Regions from separate parts of the Homo sapiens genome. Here region 2 is linked to region 1. Evidence: read pairs that join two places in POLR2A ChIA-PET (ENCODE). Cell type or tissue: MCF 10A. All regions are shown on one strand. Links, peaks and the distances in the headings refer to the core of each region. The heading gives the core; the rest is flanking DNA.

Region 1 (10,363 bases), core at 4,653-7,152:
CTACTCAGGAGGCTGAGGCAGGAGAATTGCTTGTTGTGGGGAGGCAAAGGTTGGAGTGAGCCGAGATCACACCACTGCACTCCAACCTGGGCGACAAAGCAAGACTCCGTCTCAGAAAAAATCTAACTAAATAAATAAATACACAACACCTTTTAACTGAGCAATTCCCCTCTGAGGCATTTATCCTATGCATACGGTCACATGTGTGCAAAACTTACTGCAAACTAGCAGCAGTAGTCAATTAGAAATAACCTATTTCTGTGTAAGAGGTAGGTTAAAAAAAATTTTTTTAACTAAAAATAAATAAATAAATAGGCCAGGCACAGTGGCTCATGCCTTTAGTAATCCCAGCATTTTGGGAGGCCGAGGTGGGAGGATCACTTGAGGTCAGGAGTTTGAGACCAGCATGGCCAACATGGTGAAACCCTGCCTCTACCAAAAATATAAAAAATTAGCTGGGTGTGGTGGCACATGCCTGTAATCACAGCTACTCAGGAGGCTGAGGCAGGAGAATCGCTTGAACCCGGGAGGCAGAGGTTGCTGTGAGCCGAGATCACGCCACTGCACTCCAGCCTGGGCAACAGAGCGAGACTCTGTCTCAACGAAATAAAATAAAATAAATAGCAATCACTTAAATGCCCAACTAGTTAAACAAACTATGATCAATCCAAACAGTGAAGCAGATCTCTACATATTGATACGAAATGATCTTTAAGAAATACTAAGTAGAAAAAAAGTTGCACAACAATGCCCTTAGTTTGCTACCATTTGTGCAAAAAACAAAAAATAAAAACCCAGGAGGCAGCAAGTTAGACCACATATATGCGATGTTTGTATGGTTTACCTCTGGAAGAACACATTAGAAATTAGTAGAGGGTTGCTCTGGGGATGGAAACACAAGAATGTGAGTGCAAGGGATGACTGCCATTTGTAACATGCATAATGTTTTTGTTTGTTTGTTTATGTTTTCATCTTGACTCCTGACTTCAAGTGATCAAGATGGAGTCTCACTCTGTCACCCAGGCTGGAGTGCAATGGTACGATCTTGGCTCACTGCAACCTCCGTCTCCCGGGTTCAAGCGATTCTCCTGCCTCAGCCACCCAAGTAGCTGGGATTACAGGCACCTGCCACCACGCCTGGCTAATTTTTGTATTTTTAGTGGAGACAGGGTTTCACCATGTTAGCCAGGCTGGTCTTGAACTCCTGACTTCAGGTGATCCACCCACCTCGGCCTCCCAAAGTGCTGGGATTACAGGCGTGAGCCGCCACGCCTGGCCTGTAACATAATCTTTTAAACCAGGGTCTGTGTTACATTTGCAAAATAAATACAAAAGCAAGTTCATTGTCTCTTTCACATTGAACCACAGTGTATGCTGAAACTAGTAGGAAAATGAGCTTGCCAGGCAGCTGGGTCTTCCTGGGGCTTGCTCTGCGTGAGCCCCACCAATCTCTTCCCCTTGGTTCTGCTCCGACTGCAGTCTGAATCACAAGGTGGATCAGTTAACACTTCAAACAGCCCGACTGAGTAATAGATTCTAAATCAGGAAGGCTGAGTTTAAATGCCTTCCCCACCAGCAAGGGTATTTATCTTGTTCTGTACATATTAACGGACATGTAGAGAGATGCGGTACATAGTATGTAGACTAAAAGCCAAACCTCGGGAGTGATTAAAGCCTGGGAAGTACTTGGAGGTGATCAGATATTGTCTAAACCTGGTATTATCTGAGTTAAAACAGGCAGCAATATCAGCAGCTGTGGTAGGCACATGCACAGGGAAGTAGCAACATAGCCTTACATCTGTTTATGACTCTACAATTGGCAATTTGCTTTCAGATCCATTATACATGCATTCTCACAGCAATGCAGGGATTGCTGTTCCCATTTTATAAAGGAGGAGATAGTTAAACTATGACTACCGTCTATGTTCTCCCCATCTCAAGGTCACAGGTAGGAATCCGCCCATAAAAGGAGGCTGAGAGGTGAGAAAAGTGTGCCCAAGGAGAGAAGCTTGGGGAGAAGTGAAACCTACAATGTTACCTTTATTTTCTTAAGCACTGCCTATGACTGGTTATTTCTGGGTGCTGGGATTAGTTTTCTTTTCTTTTTTTTTTTTTCTTTTGGACAGAGTCTTCCTCTGTCGCCCAGGCTGGAGTGCAGTGGTGCAATCCTGGCTCACTGCAACCTCCACCTCCCAGGTTCAGGCAATTCTCCTGCCTCAGCCTCCCAAGTAGCTGGGATTACAGGCGTGTGCCACCACACCTGGTTAATTTTTGTATTTTTAGTAGAGACGGGGTTTCACCATGTTGGCCAGGCTGGTCTTGAACTCCTGACCTCAGGTGATCCGCCCGCCTTGGCCTCCCAAAGTGCTGGGATTACAGGCATGAGCCAGCGTGCCCGGCCGGGATTAGTTTTCTTTACTTTCTCTTACCTATTTGTATGCTCTCACATTTCAATAAATTAATGCATATCATTTTTGCAACAAGAAAAAATACAATTTATATAATCATAGAAGATCAGCACCATAGAAAAGGTAAAAAAGTAAATAAATAAATAAAAAGAGATAATCCCATATTCAGTTGAAAGGCATTTAAAACCGCTAAACTGCTAAGTGGCAGGGTGGGGATAACCTTACTTTCTCTGACAAATTAGTCCCTAATACTGAAAATTTTTAAATATTAATTTTCAAAAAATCCATATTACATTTGCTAAACAAAACAACCAAAATATAAAAGTAAAAGGAATCTAAGATTATTTCTCCAAAATACTTTGGTATTAACGATAAATTACAGTGCAATTAAACAACTGTCTGTGTTATAGTAAAACATTTAAGTTTTGAATTTCATAATTATTAGCTTCTTTTTTACTCTTCAAAATTGCTTTTACATTAACTTTTTCTGTAAAGCTCAGAGCACAGCTATGGATGTACACAGATCCTGTCTTCCAGGCTGAAGCCTGGCCAGGCTGCCTGCACGGGCACCCATCGTGCGTACTTGGACCTGCCGGTCAGTCCCATGGTCACCTAATGCACCCGGCTGCAAAATCCAGCAGCTGGTGCGGGCCAGAGATAATCGGATGGCTTTGGTATTGAATTGCCCATTGGCCACATGGTACGTTAAATGTGGTTCACTCTTTTTCCACTTGATGTGAGCTTTCTTTAAATAATTACAGACCTCATGGTTGAGCCAGCAGCGGCTCTGTAAGCAGCTCTGTGTGAAAGACACCAGGGGCTGGGGCCCAAGAATGGCCATTCTGAACCTCAAAGAGCACCCACAGCCAAGTCTGCAGACCCCTGGGGTATCTGAGTATTCACTGACACCTTCCTTCCCCTATTAACATATATATATATATATATATATATATATATATATATTTTAACTAAAACAGAGAAGACAGCTAAAAGAAAGTTTGTTTTATAGATTTTAAAAAATGATTCAAGGTGGATAAAATAATGCTGTGGAAAAGGGGAAGAAATTATTGTAGATATCATCTGTCAGTAGAGGATTTTGAATGACTTGCTCCTTTAAAAAAAAAAAATCTGGCCTGAAGTTCCCAATTCTCACCCAATCTTTCCACCCCCATGAATGACTTATCCAATGTTCCGTGATTCACTGGGGAGGTTGGAAATCAGGGATTCTCTTGCCTGGAGTTCCTCCTCCACCTTCTCCTCCTTCCAAACCCACTCGTTTAAGGCACATGATCCCATGACAAATTTCTTCCAACTTACAGTTCAAAGAGAAGTCAGCATTGCACCTGTCACCAGGAAAGGGGCCATAACCTGGGGAGTTAAGAACCTACACTGACATTACCCACTGGGTGCAGGGAAAGTACATTAACCATCTGCGATGAGACTGTTTCCTAGCTCCATCTGTCCATCTGTCTCCAGGAACTAGTCTCCCTCTCTATCCAGTACCTGGTGGTTCAGCTCCAAGCAGAATTTACCAAAGCAAAACAGCCCCCATGATTCACAATCCCAGACTTGTGACACTTTAAAACAGCTCACGTTTAGAAAGATAATGAGTCACAGGATGGCAGAGATTAGGAAACTCAGGGCCAGAGAGGGGGCGAGACCTGTCCAAGGTCACACAGCAAAGAGGAACAGCCCAGGGCTCCCTCCAGACTCCAGGTACAATATTCTCACCATGACACTCTTCTTTCCAGCACAGATGCAAAAAACAAGATTTTCCTCTTCCCTAACTCTAAATTACATAGAGATCAATGGAGATTACAGTTTTCTGGGGGCGTTTCACAGTTGCAACTGTTGCAAAATCATACAATGGCGAGATGTGGCAATTCCGAAAAGACTGGAGATCATTGCTCCAAAAAGAATTCAAGATAAGGCAGGGAACTCAGACAGCAGTAGCGGAGGGGCTCCATTCAAAAAACATCTCTCTTCTCAACCAGGCAGATCTGAAGGGCCACAAGTCTCACATTCCCGTCCAGTTCCTACAACAGTGACCTCAGCGGGTAAGTCACTTCACATCCCTGGGCCTTGGGTTCTTCATCAGCAAAACAGAAATGAAAATCCTCACAAGGATGTGAACTGTGGATGTGAAAATGCTGTGTGAATTTCGCAGTGACACACTAACAGGTATAACGGTAAATAGGAGTAATAATCATTATGATGGCACTAAGTATCATCTGCATCATTAAATTTATTGAGGGCTGTACCTAGTGGTTCTGTGGTGCCTGGCCCCACCGATTCCTGCTGTATTGAGCCAGGGACTTGAGTCAGGACTACATATGAGAAGCTGTACCCCAGCCTTTGTGTCAATCCTTAACACAAATCCCTGCATGTCCCCCACTCACTCCTAGGGCCTGGGGAGGAGCGGTGCAGTCCACAGGGTGATACCATTCATCCCATGCTGCCTGTGAGGCCCAGGGAAGAACTAGTCACCCTCAAAGTCACTCTCCTTCTGAAACCTCCCCAAGGCCTTTCCCCTTCTGCAGAGCAGCCTCCAGCTAGTTTCTCGGACGAGAATCTTGGTGTTCCATCTTTGGATTCTTCCAGACATTTCGTTCATGCTGTCTGTTCCTCACCCCCATGGGGAGTCCTCCAGTCAGCTCAGAGCCTCCCCTCAAGCCTCTCACCTAGCCACTCATTGCTCAGTCATCAGCCACATGATATGCTAGCCATCACGACAGCCTGGTCCCTGGCTAGGAGGCCCCTCCCATCATGTTGGCCAGCTCCTGCTCATCCTTCAATACCCTTTCTGCTGCAAAAGTTGTCTTGACACTCTGCCCTGGGCACCTTCCATGGCCATCAGCAGATCTGTTCATCCAGGGCAGGGAGCAAGGCTTGCTCAAATCTGCAACTGGTTTCCCGTGCACAAGGAGTGACTGCTGCACGGCTTCCTCCACTAAACTGTCACCAAACCATCTGGTCACTGGTAATTGTCATTATTATTGATCATAACACCCAGACACACTGCACTAAGCTCTTCAGACATTGTACCTTCTCATCTTCTCAACTCAACTACCCACTGAGATATATATATATAGATATATCTATATCTATATCTATATCTATATCTATATCTCTTCACCCCATTTCACAGGTGAGGAAACTAAGGCCCAGGCAGAATAAGTACCATGCCCTAAGTCAGCAGCTAACTGACAGACCCTGGACTCAGGCTGACTCAGAGCTCTGTTCTTCACTGTTCTCGTGTGCCTCCCACTTGCCCTCAGACCCTGGGCTGTGCTCATCACCTGGAACCGGCTGGTACTGCCCCTCCTCTGGTTGTTTCACAACCATATCATTGAAAATCTTCTGGCAGGCCAGCTGAGCAAAGGAGGGCTTTCTTCTCCTCTTAGGGTGGATTCTAAACCTCCACCTCCCTCTCCTGCTTGGCTCCTCACCCACTCCTCAACCCCACCCTGCTCTCCCTGGAACCTGATTCACCAACCTGGGCCTGCTCTAGCCTCTCAGGAGATGGGCCTCTGGCAAAGCAGCTTCCACCCAAGACACCATCACTGTCCTCTAGTTTTGCCTGCTATGGTGCCTGCCCATGGTCCACCCCCACCCCACCAGGGAGGTGTGGATGCAGGCACAGTGGGAGGAGATTGCCACATTCCTGTTGGGGCTGGACCAGAAAGTACAAGCCAGGCTGCCACTCCTTCAGCCACTGGGACAAAGAGCAGTGCTGGAGTAGGCTGGAGGCCCCAGGCGCTGCTGGGCAGGTACCTGGTGTCCACACCCACAGGGCAGGGAGGAGCTGTTGCCCAACCCCAAGGAGAAAGTGGCATGAGGCCACTAGGGCACTGGGGCATGATATTTTGGGGCGGGGCCCTGGTCATGCCTGCCTGCTGGGCCCTGGGGACCTCTGTGTGGCTTGGTCAGCAAAGGAGCTATGTCCCCAAGCCCCACACTCACCCTCTGAGCATCAGGCTCACGTGAAGAATGGTGCTAAAAGTATTTTTCTCCTGACACTGTTAGGAGGGTTAGGTGAGCTCGGCAGCCTGTACAGCTTAAGGACTTAGCCAACTACTCACTCATTCAAGACACATTCAGTTATGCGAAGGAATGAAGTTGGACTCTTACCTTACACCATATATAAACATTAACTCCAAATGGATCAAAGATAAAAATGAAAGAGCTCAAACTCTAAAACTCTTAGAAAAAAACAAAGCAGGCAAAGGCTTCCTGACATTGGGTTTGAAAATGATTTCTTAGATATGACACCAAAAGCAGAGGCAACAAAAGAAAAAATAGACAAATTAGACTACGTGAAAATTATTTAATTTTGTGAATTAGAAGACACTATCAACAGAATAAAAAGGCAACACATAGAATGGGAGAAAATATTTGCAAATCATATCTGATGAGATTAGTATCTCAAATGTAAAGAGAACTAAATGTCAACAACAACAAAAAACAAACAACCCAATTTTAAAATACAGGCAAATGACTTGAAAAGACATTTATCTAAAGAAGATATGCAAATGGCCAGTAAACACATTAAAAAATGCTCAGTCATTAGGGAAATGCAAATCAAAACTACAATAAGATAACCACCTCACATCCATTAGGATGGCTACTATTTAAAGAAACAAACAGAAAACAGGAAGTGTTAGAGAGGATATGGAGAAATTGGGACCCTTGTGCACTGTTGGTAGGAATGTTAAATGGTACAGCCACCATGGAAAACAGTATGGTGGTTCCTCAAAACATTAACAATAGAACTACCATATAATCCAGCAATTCCACCTCTGGGCATATACCCAAATGGGTTGAAGTCAGGGTCTCCAAGAGATATTTGTGCACCCATGTTCATAGCACCATCATTCACAATAGCTAAAATGTGAAAGCAACCCAGGTATTCACTAACAAATGAATGGATAAGCAAAATGTGGCATATTCAGTGAAATATTATTCTACCTGAAAAAGGAAGGAAATCCTGACATTTGCCCCAATAGAGATGAGCCTTGATGACACTATGCTAAGTAAAATAGGCCAGCCACAAAAAGACAAATACTGTGATCCCACTTGTATGAGAAACCATGTCACAACCAAAATCATAGAGACAGAAAGTAGAATGGTGGTCATTTGAGGAGATGACACCTGACAGGACAGGAAGGAGGTGAGGAAGCAGCAAGCCATGGCAATGCCTGGGAAGAGCGTTGCCGGCAGAGGGAACAGCAAGTGCAAAGGCCTCACTACACTAGCTAGAAGACTAATTCTATTATCAGTGGAGCCACACCCTGACCACACTGTGGAAGCAGCACACAGAGCTGGGATGGCAGTGAATCAGGCATCAGAAATGGATTCTAGTCCTGTTGCTACCTCTAAGCTACTGCATGGTCTGGGACCATGACCAGCACCCCTCTGATCTTTAAGGGGCCTGATACATCAAACTGTCACTGGCCTCTGGGAGTCTGCAGGTGACTTGTGTTCTCTCAGGCTGCCTTCTTCCTCCTCTCTTCCAACCCATTCACTCATAAAGTAATCCTAATCCCCCCACCTCCTATGAGCTGACCCATAAGTGGGTGTGGGATTGAGGATCAAGGAGGACAAACACAGGGACCAAGACGAATATTTGAAAACTGATTACCGGCAGGATCCTACCAAGTCACTCTCTAGACCTCTATTTTCCCATCTGTAAAATGGGAATACTTCTTTTCCCTATGACATGAGATTGATGTGAAGATCAAATGGAAATGCCTGATAAAGAAGTTGCCCTGCTCTCCACGGGCATTATTATAAAGAGGCTTTCGATCTGTTCCCTGGTCATTCATCCTAAATGCTAGCCTGTACCCCACACTGAGGCAGGAAAGAGAGAGGGGAGGGAACTGGCAGAGTTCATGACAGACACTCTATGAATAGTACCTGATTTTTAGTACCAAAGCAGGGGTGTCATCAGAGGGAGCTTTTTAAAGACAGAGAAGCTTAAGGGCCTACTCTCAAAGATTCTCACTCTATAGGTCTGGGACAGCCCCAGATGTGTAATTATGACTTTTTTAAACTACAGAGTTGATTCTGATGTGCACTCATGGCTGAGAACCACTGATTAGTTCTACCAAGCCTGGCAGGTAAGTCCTATTATCATTCCCATTTGGGAGCTGGCTAACTAGAGCACAGAGCAGCTATCTAACTCCTTAGATCACACAACTAAAAAGTCACAAAGCTGGCCAGGCACAGTGGCTCCTGCCTGTAATCCTAGCACTTTGGGAGGCCGAGGCAATAGGATCGCTTGAGCCTAGGAGTTCGAGACCAGCCCGGGCAATATAGCAAGACCCTATCTCTAAAAAAAGTAAAAAATTATCCAGGTGTAGTGGCACATGCCTTTAGTCCTAGCTACTGGGGAAGCTGAGGTAGGAGGATCCCTTGAGCCCAAGAGGTCGAGACTGCAGTGAGCCTCCTTGATCGCACCAGCTTGGGCAACAGAGCAAGACCCTGTCTCAAAAAAAAAAAAAAAAAAGTCACAAAGCTAAAATTTGAACCAGACTCTAAAGCCCAAGCTCTTATGAATCACTAAGCGCAAGTGCCACTGTTTCTTGAGGCCAATCAGCACTTATCTAATGCCGAGCTACAAACTCTTTGTGCTACCTTAAGCAGCCTTGGAAACATAAAAGACAACACCTTATTTTCAGAGATTGCATTAACTTTCAAAGAAAGCTTTATGGCTAGACTAACTCATTCATCTGGCTTCATCAAGGAATTATGTATGCTAACAATATGCAAACTTTATAAATAACTTGGAATGCCAAAACTTTTGCCTGCTTTTGATAGACTTCCTATTTTTGATGGTAATACCAAAATGTACTTCACACTTTCTTGCTTTCTCGGAGAACACTGAACAGAATGTACCTTTCCTCAGACACGATACACTGTCTTCACCAATGAGCTTTGCGCTTTCACATAGTAATGTATTCAGGAACAAGACAGGTGTGCAGGACCCCTCAGCCCCCTCACTAATTGGCCCCAAGCTGGCTTCGGTGCTGCAGTCCACGTGTCTGCCTCTGGTAGATCCTCACCTCTCACCCCATGCCTACATAGGCACACACTAACAGAACCAATGTGCTGCTTCTCATATCATGAGGCCTTGCTTGACATGACTGCCAAGCTTGTAAGAACCATGTGCAAACTAAGAGTGAATTGGCCCTAGGCAGGAAAGGTGCCAGGTGCAACATATGAGGAGATTCTAAGCAAGGGAAGATCCACGCAGCCTGAAGTTCATTTTCTTGGGCTGGGCACTGTGGTCACTGGTCCCCAAGTCCTCTCTTGCCCCTTCACCTCCCTGGATTTCTCTTCCTTCCTCATGAGTGCAGGCAGCCTGCCTAGTCTCTCTGGAGTAAGTGGGTGGGTCATAGGCATGAGGCCTAGTGTAAAGTGCTGGTTTCAATCCCCCGGGAAGATGTGGGGACATCTGACCAGACACCTCCCTGCAGATACCAAGACTCTCAAAACTCTGAGCCCCTCCCCAGTTGAGGCAGAGCCATGCCCTGGAACAGACTGGATTCCTAGCAGTGGTTTATCATTCCACAAAGATCTGTGCACTGGAGGTGTATTCTGATAGTGGGTTCTGGAGGCTCCACAAAGTGTTTGCCTTTGATCCTTCGTGTGCAAGACTTATCTTGGTGACAAGGGCAGGTGACTCCTTGTGGGGACTGGTACAATGCTGCCACACTCACCTCACCCACACATCCTAGCACGTCTCCAGGCACAAAGAAGGACCTCTGGGCCAGGCAAACATCAGGCAAATGTTGTGAAAGATCGAACAGCATTTGTTCATCATTCAGTCATCCAACAACTATTTATTGGGGGCCTACAGTGTGCCAGGGACTGTTAAGTCACTGGGATTTGATGGAAAACCAGCTTGATGAGCTCCAGTCCCAACTGGGTAGAGAAGAGGGAATAGTAAAGAA
Region 2 (10,363 bases), core at 3,735-6,234, 58 kb before region 1:
CTTCGCTAAAAGACAACGTAGGCATGTGTTTCACAATTTTGCGCTTTATCTGACTTTTTCCTAGGAATTCCCCTCTGCAGCCTCCCTGCACCTCCCAGCCGTAGTTTCCACTCTCATTAGATAAGAAGGTGACTACTGCACACAGGCTCTGGCCCCCATGACACAGGAAATAAAGTCTTATGATGGACTACCATAACACAGAACCAAGGTTTTGTGTACCGGAAGGGTCTGGAGTAACACTTTTTGTGAATGAATCTCTCAATTTGCAAATTAAGACATTGAGGCTGAGAAAGCGGGAAGAGGGAGTCACCCGAGATCCACACAGCCAGCTCCTCCCAGGGCCGGAACACAAACCGGGATCTCCCGTGTGACCTGTCCAGACCAGTTTCCAGACAGGCCACTTTCTCAACATCTGTGGCCCATCCACCAAAAGTTCTACATTAGATCCATCTCTCTTTAAATGATAAGGGAAAGAGAGAACAGGCAGTCTCCTGGGTAGGTGTTATCTTACAGTCATCTCCTTACCCACTCCTATTGCCTGCAAGCAGCCCCTTATCCACTGAAGATCTGCAAAGTCTCTCGTTGCTGTGTCGGGGTGAGATGACCTGGGGTGAGGCAGCTCCTGGATGGCCTGGCAGGTGGCTGTGCAGAGCCCAGACTCCCCTCCTTCAGCACCGAGGTCAGCTAGGCCCCCCACCCCACCTTCGGCAGCATGGATCCTGGCACCTGTCAGGAGGGTGGCCTATCAGCAGGTACAAGCCTGCCCCAGGCCCAGGAAGGCAGTGTTTCATTTTGTTTGTAAACAATAAGGTTGAAGTATATTCTGCGCAAGGTGTTTTAAGGCAGGGTAATATACACATTGTGTCTGCCTGCACTCACAGTCAATTTTATGCACTTGAACTCAAGGGCCTCTTGAATTCAAAGGAGAGTGGCAGGAAAGCACTTGCTAAACTGTAAAATGATGTACAGGTACATGTTGTTAGGCTTTGTTGAGGCAGGGCTGGCCCTGGCTCATAACTTGCTAGTTACAGGGAGTTGCTTGCCCTCTCCGCATCTCTCAAGACCAGCCTCCCTCCTGGAACAGTTGTGTGGCTTGAGTGTCCACCCCGGGGCCTCTGTGCTGGAGCCTTCCTCAGCCTGGAACGCCTTCTCTCTCCTTCATCTCCCATAGCGGCTCCCTTCTTTCTATCCTCATCCCAGGTTGAACGTCCCTCCCCAGATGGGCCTCCCTGACCACTGCACCCCAAATGGCCATCCCGTCTCTGGCCTACCTAGCACCCTGCTGGAATTCCCTCGATTAGCACTTATCATTCTCTGCTATCCCCTGCCTCCTTTTATCAGTATGTTTTTAAATTGTGGTAAAATATAAATAACATGAAATTGATTAATTTTTTTTTTTTTTTTTTTTTTTTTTTAAGAAAGGATCTCACTCTGTCGCCCGAGCTGGAGTGCAGTAACATGATCATGGCTGATTGCAGCCTTGAATTCCCGGGCTCAAGCAATCCTCCCGCCTCAGCCTCCTTAGTAGCTAGGACTACAGGTGCACACCACCACTCCCAGCTTGCTTGCTTGCTTATCTATCTATCTATCTATCTATCTATCTATCTATCTATCTATCTATCTATGGTAGAGATGGATCTATCTATCTATCTATCTATCTATGGTAGAGATGGATCTATCTATCTATCTATCTATCTATGGTAGAGATGGATCTATCTATCTATCTATCTATCTATCTATCTATCTATCTATGGTAGAGATGGATCTATCTATCTATCTATCTATCTATCTATCTATCTATCTATCTATCTATGGTAGAGATGGATCTATCTATCTATCTATCTATCTATCTATCTATCTATCTATCTATGGTAGAGATGGATCTATCTATCTATCTATCTATCTATCTATCTATCTATCTATCTATGGTAGAGATGGATCTATCTATCTATCTATCTATCTATCTATCTATCTATCTATCTATCTAAGGTGGAGATAGGGGTCTTTCTGTGTTGTCCAGGCCGGTCTCAAACTCCTGGGCTCAAGCAGTCCTCCTGCCTTGGTCTCCCAAAGTGCTAGGATTATAGGCATGAGCCACCATGCCTGGCCCATTTTAAACATTTTTAAGTGTGCAGTTCAGTGGCATTAAGTACACCCACATTGCTATGCAGCCATCACCACCATCCATCTCCAGAACTACCCCCATTACTAATTTATCTACTTGTTTACTGCTGCCTCCCACAACTGGCAGCTCCATGTGAGCAGGGGCTGTGTCTGGGTTTGCCTTGTTGCCCACTGTATCCCAAATGCCCAGCATAATGCCTGGCACATAGTAGGTGCTCAATAAACATGCGTTCAAGAAACAAAATGAGTGTCTTGTAAAGGGTATAGGACCGTGTACAAAAACAAGAGAGCGCAACATGTGCATTTTTTCCACACAGCCCCAAGACAAGACCAAGCTTCCTGGCAGCCTCAGTCACCAGATAACAATTTCAGGTTTTGTCAAAGTCTGTGGGGGGCAAAAACGCTGAGAGTTCAGTTTCTTTCCTGGTTCCAGGCCCCTCTACAAGGTCAAGAATGAAGATACATGATCACACAAACCACCTGACATCAACACTCACCATTTCAACACATCAGCTCTACCGAGAGCAACATTTTATCAGTTGCTGAAGGGCAGGCACAAAAATAGACTGCAGGGATCAAATGCCATCCTCAGCTGCTCTCTTGACTCTCAGGAGTGAAAGGCCCTGGCATCCAAGGACCCCAGGGCCTGGGGACCTGAAGGCAGGGGTCAGCTGTTCCAGTAGTTCACAGAAATTGGGAGGTGGAGCTGGGGCTGGAATTAGGGTGCCTTACACATCAAAATACTCAGTCATCAAGGTAGATCATATTTTAATGCAATTTTAAAATTAATGCAAAATATCCACCCAAGATTAACAAAATACCAAAATTCTAAGTAAAGGTGAGGTCAGTGGTGCCAATTTTTTCCCTCTTGCCTCGGTTCCTGTAGGGCTACGCATGGCCCCGTTGCTGTTTCTGCCTTTGTTTTAAAATTGGATATTTTGTTCAGCATGGATATTTATATCAATTATTTTTTAAACACTGATATAAATAGGATTGATCTTGACGACTGAGTTTTTTAGCATCTCCTTAAATTTTGTGCCAGAGCCAAGTGCCTCCTTTGCCTTACCTTAGCCCTCACCTGGGCGGGATTAGATGGAGAAAGTTACTGTTCATGCAGGTGACTAAAATGGGACCATGTCTCGGGTCACGCCATTTAGTGGGGCCTCAGTTTCAACATCTCTGCAATGGGGCCCATAACCTCCTAGTTGCTGTGGAATTGCTCCAGCCCTCATGAGGTATTTAGGAAAACTGTAAAATGCTTATAAGAAACTCTCCAGGAACTGTTATTAAATTCTTCTCAAAGATGGTGAATGGCCTGCCAGGATGGGGGGTGGCATTCAGCTTTGAGGTGAGTTACAAAACACGTGCCCTATTTCTAATGAAAGGAGTGAAGTTAGTGAAATGCATCGATTTTGCTTAAGAAAAGAAAGAGACTGGAGCAGATTCCTGGTTCTTCCTGCAATCAGGATGTCCTCTGGCAGTCTACTCGCTGGAATTCTGACCTTGGTCCTGAGTCGGAAGGAAAGCAAAGGGTGACTGTTGCTCATGTCACACGGCTGAAGGGGCGACCACTGACACCCTGCTCATGAGCTGGCAGGTGCTTCCTTTCCTTGCCATGTTGTGTGGGATTTCCTCAAAATTCAGATGTGCCTAGGGACATGCCAGCCATCCTCCTGTGTCAGGAGGATGACAAAGTACCTGACTTTGGGAGGACAGAAAAGTGCTGGACTGCTGATAGTTTTATGACATGGTGAATGGACTTAATGCCACTGTTTTGTACTTTATAAATGGTAAATTTTAGTCTGAGCAACGTGGCAAAACCCTGTCTCTAAAAAAAAAAAAAATACAAAAATTGGCCAGGCACAGTAGCGTATGCCTATTGTCCCAACTACTCTGGAGTCTGAGGTGGAAGGATCACCTGATCCCAGGAAGTTGAGGCTGCAGTGAGCTGTGATGGTACCACTGCACTACTCTAGCCTAGATGACAGAGCAAGACCCTGTCTCAAAAAGGAAAAAAAAAAAGGGTAAATTTTATGTTAGGTACATTTTACCACAATTTTTTTTAAAAAGTTGGCCAGGCACAGTGGCTCAAGCCTATAATTCCAGCACTTTACGAGGCCAGGGTGGGTGGACGGCCTGAGGACAGGAGTTCGAGAGCAGCTGACCAATATGGTGAAACCCCGTCTCTACTAAAAATACAAAAATTAGCTGGGCATGGTGGTGGGTGCCTATAATCCCAGCTACTCGAGAGGCTGAGGCGGGAGAATCGCTGGAACCCAGGAGGCGGAGGTTGCAGTGAGCCGAGATCACACCATTGCACTCCAGCCTGGGCGACAACAGCGAAACTGTCTCAAAAAAAAAAAAAAAAAAGTCCCAGAGACCTAAAAAAACAAAGTGTCCCACACACTCCATCTGGAGGTGTTTTCTGGGGTCCTATAGTGTCCACGTTCTCTGGTTCTATTTCCGCATCTCCTGCCCTGGCTGGCAGGAGAGACCGAGGGAGCAGGGCCAGGGCTCAGCTGAGAAGCCCTTTTTCTTGTAAACACTGTTATAAATAACCCAGAAAGAGGTAGAAAGGGGGTCCTGGCAAGAGAGTGAAGGTCAGGCAGCCCCTTCATGGCATTTAAGGAAATGTCATGCTCAACAGGGCAGCAAGATGCCAGTGCACACCTTCAGCCCAGTGCTGCCTGGAGCTGACTGCCGCCTTGCTGTCATGCCAGAGCCCCCAGGCAGCACTCACACACCCAGGATATGCAGCCCTCTCAGGTGGCCGGCTCCTGGGGTTTATGAACAGACAGGGGACCCTCAGGTGGGTGGACAGGCAGTAGGTAGCTGGCGATTCCCCCTTCCCAGTAGGCTGGGGGCCTCGGCAGGCCAGAGCTGAAGTCAGTTCCCCAATAACCCAGGCCAGGACTCCACACCAGCCTGGGCTTGTCAGCCAACACATGACCAGGCCGAGGGAGAGATGACTCAGCAGTGCTCGGCCCACAGCTGCCCCTGCTGCTGCACAGCGTGGGAGCTGGAGGGGCCTCACAGCCCATCTGGTCCTGTGGTTCCCACACTGGGCTCCCTGGGGAACCCCCACAGCTCCACCATGGCCCTGGGCTTTGAAATGGGAGGAATTATGAAAGAGTTAATTAGGTTTCCCATGTTTATTAACCAAAAGTCATATAGTGGCAACCCATCATATTCCTATTTAACCAGAGTGAATTTAACATTATGTGATTGGCAAAAAAGATAAATAGGCCAGGCGCAGTGGCTTACACCTGTAATCCCAGCACCAAGGTGGGTGGGTCAGATCACCTGAGGTCAGGAGTTCGAGACCAGCCTGGCCAACATGGCAAAACCCCATCTCTACTAAAAATACAAAAATTAGCCAGGCGTGGTGGTGCACGCCTGTAATCCCAGCTATTCGGGAGGCAGAGGCAGGTGAATCGCTTGAACCCGGGAGGCAGAGGTTGCAGTGAGCCGAGATCATGCCACTGCACTCCAGCCTGGGGGACACAGTGAGACTCCGTCTCAAAAAAACAAATAAATAAATAAATAGCCATATTTCTATTTCTTTCTTACACATTAGAAGTAGGGTGATGTATCTTGCATGTGAATTCTCTATTTGCATAAACTCATATACACGTACCTATTTTCCATATACACTACTTTGTAGGCTATTTAAGGACCCTATGATAGTTAATTTGACCCAAACCCCAGACTAAGAAACCACTCCCCAAGTCCATGGTATTTACCACTCAGGGTGTCTGAGCAGCCTGTGAGAATCCAGCAAAGTGGGCATTCCCCATGTTATCTATGTGACTTTGAAAGAATGGGGAGGGGAAAGTTCTCCACACCTGTTAGTACCTTTGAGAGTCTTCCTGGGTTCCAGAAGCCCAGGCAACATCACGAAGGAGGAAGCTCCCATCAAGAGGGGCAGGGCTTGCCCACCATGCCCAGCGAGCTGGAGGCAGAGCGGATACCAGGGCTCATCGCTCACTCTCCTGCTGAAAACCCTCCCCTGACTTCTCATTGCCCTTGACTAAAACCCGGAGTCCTCAGGGGCCGAGTGCAGCTGGAGCCTGCCTGCTTTCTCACCACCTCCTGGACTCTCCCACCCTCCCTATACAGTAGGCATGGTGGCCTTCTTCCTTCCCATGGAACACAACCCTCTGTCTGGGGCTGTCCACCTGGGACACCTCCCCCAGGTCCTGGGGCCACCTTCCCACTGTTCAGTCGCAGTGAGAGAGGCCTTCCCCAACACTCCAATCCTTCCACTCACGGGGATTACATCACTGTGGGTTTTTGTTTTTGTTTTTTTGAGACAGCGTCTCACTCTGTCGCCCCAGCTGGAGTGCAGCGGTGTGAGCTCACCTCACTGCAATCTGTCTCCTGGGTTCAAGCGATTCTCCTGCTTCAGCGTCCCGAGTAGCTGGGACTACAGGCATGCTCCACCACCTGGCTAATTTTTGTATTTTTGGTAGAGATGGGGTTTCGCCATGTTGGCCAGGCTGGTTTCAAGCTCCTGACCTCAAGTGATCTACCCACCTCAGCCTCGCAAAGTGCTGGGATTATAGGTGTGAGCCACCGCACCCGGCCGCATCACTGTGTTTTAAGCATAGCATGGAACCAGGGACCATCCGTCTCCTCTCCAGAATATAAACTGTCCAAGCACCTGGCCTTGTCCTTTGCTGAGTCCCAGCACCTGGAAAGGTGCCAAGCACTGAGTAGGTGCTTACTAAACCTTTGCAGGACGGGAGGGTGTGGGGTGGAGGCGCAGAGGCACTATTTCCCAGGACAGTTTTGGCATCTCTGCCTCACACTATCGTGAAGGCTGCAGTCTCTCTCACACTAACCCCCCTTTACCGGGGGTTGAGGGGTGGTTTCCTTCCGCATCCATTTATTCCCTTATGGAAACTCCTGCCTTTCCTTTTCCAGTGGGTCAGATGATGAGAAACGCAGACCCACAGGCTCCCAGATAAAGCTGGTGGGAAAGAGGTTCTCTTTGGCCCCAGCAGGCTCTCCTTGGTCATGTGGTCAGTGAGGGCCAGAGGCCAAGGGAAGCCAAGGAGGCCTGCTGAGCAGACCACCACTCGCTCAGGTCCTGCAGACTCGAGGCTCTGGCTGGCCTCCTAAGCCACAGCTGAGCCTGCCTTATGTAGAAGTGCGTTCCAGAGCGAAGAACTGGGCGAGTACAATGAATCTGTGTCAACTGAATCACACGTTTCCACACTCCCTTCTTCTCAAGTAATAGGGATGTGTCCTGGGGTGGGGGTGGCACTGCAGCAGGCTCCCCACCCCTGGGCCTCCTTACTGTGTGCTAATGACAGAATAACAGGCACCTGAACTAGGAAAGGGGGAAAATCAGATGCTTGATTGCCACCCAGGACTAAGAGAAACAGGCAGGAGGCGAGGAACTCTCTCAATGACAGAACAAGGAGGTGTTTTGTCAAATGAAGCCCCTGCCATACGCACATGTAAGTACCACGAGAACCCACTTTCCTGCCCTACTAGGTTTCTCCCACTCTACTAGGACTGGTGGGTCTCAGGGCTCATAAAAATCCTTTATGCTGTAAATTAGATATTCTCCCATTTGACACTCACAACAGGGCAGAGGTTAAGCCATTTTTCAAACAGGAAAGCTGAGGTTCAGAGAGGGAAAGTGAGCTGCCTAAAGTCACAGAGCAAGTCAAAGACAGGACCAGGACTAGAATCTCAAGACCTCTGAGTCCTAGTGGAAGCAATAGTAGAGAACACTGGATGGGGAGTCACAACCTGAATCCTCTGTGCTAATAGTATGAGATTTGGGACAAGTCCCTCTACTTCTCTGAGCCTCAGTCCCCCATATTCCAGCACTGGTCAACCTCAGAGAGCAGACAACCAGGGCCCTGAGACATGCAGGGTCAGCACGTGGGCAGGGTGGAAAAGTGTCAGGTGCCCCATCAGCAATTCCTAAAAAGGAGGAAAGACAGTGGAGGGGGTGGAGGTGGTGTGGATTGAGGGCTGGTGAACCCTCAAGTGGGAGAATCCCTTAAGTGGCAAGTGGGAGCTCTGCTGGCTCCTCCCTATGCTACTCATGTTGTGGTCCATGAACTAGCAGCATCAGCCTCTCCTGGAGCTTATTAAATACCGCAGCCCTTCACACTCATCCCAGACCTCCTGAATCAGAATCTGCATTTTAACAAAATACTCAGGTGATTCATAGGCACATTTAAGTTTGGGAAGCCAAAAATTTTAAATCGAGTCAGATCCTTATCATGTGACCATGGATGCAACACCTGAGTCCTCCCAGCCCCAGCTGCCCCATCTGTAGAGATAAAGCTGTGTATGCCTCACAGAAGTGTCATGAGGGCTCTGTGTGATCACGTATGCCAAAAGCCTAGCCCAGAGCCCGGCAGGTAACAGCTGTCCAAACTGTTAGCTTCCTTCCTTCTCGAGAAGCCAGAAGGAAGGAGGCTTCTGCCTCCATCCCAAATCCTGCCTGCACATCTGGGAGGGGAGGAAAAGACCCCCATGGGGCCACAACAGATGGGGACAGGGTGGGAGCAGAGGGAAAGGAGGAGAGGAGAGGAAGTCAAGAAGAAAAATAAAAACAAGCAGCAGAGACCATCTGAATCCCGGGAGGCAGGCAACATGCAAAGCCCAGAGACACAACCGGTTCAGCTCACGTCGCAAATTGAGTGCTGCCAGAAGCCAGCAAGCCAGGAGGGACGGAGGAGCGAGGGCCACATGGCTGTGTCCTTTCAGACCGTGTAGGACAATGCTCTTCCAGACCAGCTCTGAACTGGTTCCTGAGGTCAGGGCAGACACTACACTGAGGGTCACTGGAGCAACCAGACAGAAGCTGGGGCCTTGGGCCAAGTCCTGAGAAGGGTCAAAGTGAACTGGAGAACACTTATCCAGAGGACCGTCAACCAGAGGAGCTCGGGGGTCAGGGACGGGGCGGTGCTGAGCTGTGTAATCTTGGCCAAATGATTTAACTTCTCCGGGTCTCAGTAAAATAGGGTACACCCACCTGCTTAGGGTTCTTATGAGGATTAACGAGAAGGGCTTCACATAGTGTCTAGTGCAAAGTAGATACTCAAAAGACAATGGCCATCAGTGAGATTACTACACAAGAGTCCTTAAGCAACTACAGCTGCAGCCTCTCTGGGTTGCTGGGCCTTCCTGTAGCTTCCTCACACCCAGTCACTGAGTTAACCCTTCATGCTCTGAGACAGACCCAGTTCACACCACCAACTCACACGTCAATGGCAGCCATAGCCTCCTGCCTCTACTCCAGCCCCCACCAGGCGGCTAGACACAGAGCAGCCACAGCTATCTTCTCAAGACACAGACCTGACCCCACTGGCTCCCTCTGATTCCTCCCAGGTAAAGACTGAAACTCTTTCTGTGGCCTGTAAGGTCCTGCACGGTGTGTCTCCTGCCTCCCTGTCCCACATCATTTCACACCAGCACCCACTCCCTACTGCCACTCTGAGTCCTGCTGGCTTCTTTCCACCCCTGGCACTTGACAGGATCTGTCCCCTGACATAGCCTCTGCGCATGCTGTTCCCTCTCCCGGAACACGCTTCCCACACATAAAGGCTTTGCCTACTTATCTCCTATTCATCCTTCACTCTACTTCCTGGAGGAAACTTTTTTTTGAGCTTGCAGATCATATAAGGAGCCTTTCTGCACGCTCTCATGGCCTTCTGAAGGTACAGAGGCTTCTGGAGCTGAGCACACTGGGAAATTAAGCATTTATTATTAAACATTTATATGCATGAGTATTTTATTAATGCTCACTACTGTATCCCTGGCACCTGGCACATAGTAAGTGCTCAATAAACACTTGGAGAGGGGATTAGGAGCCTGGCCATTCCCTTGTGCCCATATCACCCACTCGTCCTACAAGGTCCTGCTCTCTCTCTCCTCATCCCCTAGGTCTTCATTCCCCATACACATGGGACAAACCCTGACACTACCTGATCCACGCCATATGTCCATGACCCATAGGCCTGGCACCAGAGATCCAAACGTTTCTAGATCTGATTTTCTTGAAAGCAGCTTTGGGTCATGGCCAAGGGAGGCGTGTGCCGCCGCCTCAGCAGTAAATGCTGATGAAGCTGTCTGGACCAGCTGAGCTGAGATCAGGAAATGCCAAGATTTAAAAGCATCCAGAACCCATTTATTTATTGTTGTTCTTGCACTTCCAGGCTATTTTGAGCTTCAGATCAATCGGTTGGCCCTCTTCTCTCCAAATGTCACT

Evidence for each region. Peaks named below come from ENCODE experiments on the same cell type or tissue, not always from the same donor. Only the 100,000 strongest peaks of a DNase experiment are listed, where the experiment ranks them.
Region 2: POLR2A ChIA-PET joins it to region 1 with 12 read pairs; 5 of 35 experiments call an interaction of 5 or more read pairs at or near these places.

What each region holds. Positions count from the first base shown.
Region 1 is chr5:149,743,462-149,753,824 of GRCh38, reverse strand. All of the region lies in intron 1 of PPARGC1B (PPARG coactivator 1 beta), which reads right to left. Among named protein-coding and RNA genes, the nearest start is that of MIR378A, 16 kb to the right of the region's middle. In MCF 10A, for the core only: no CTCF peak of the experiment used is centred there; DNase peaks (open chromatin) are centred at 5,774 and 6,144.
Region 2 is chr5:149,800,740-149,811,102 of GRCh38, reverse strand. All of the region lies in intron 1 of PPARGC1B (PPARG coactivator 1 beta), which reads right to left. Among named protein-coding and RNA genes, the nearest start is that of MIR378A, 73 kb to the right of the region's middle. RefSeq lists a cis regulatory region at 5,090-5,100 and enhancers at 5,023-5,167, 4,757-5,406, 6,058-6,867. In MCF 10A, for the core only: no CTCF peak of the experiment used is centred there; a DNase peak (open chromatin) is centred at 5,082.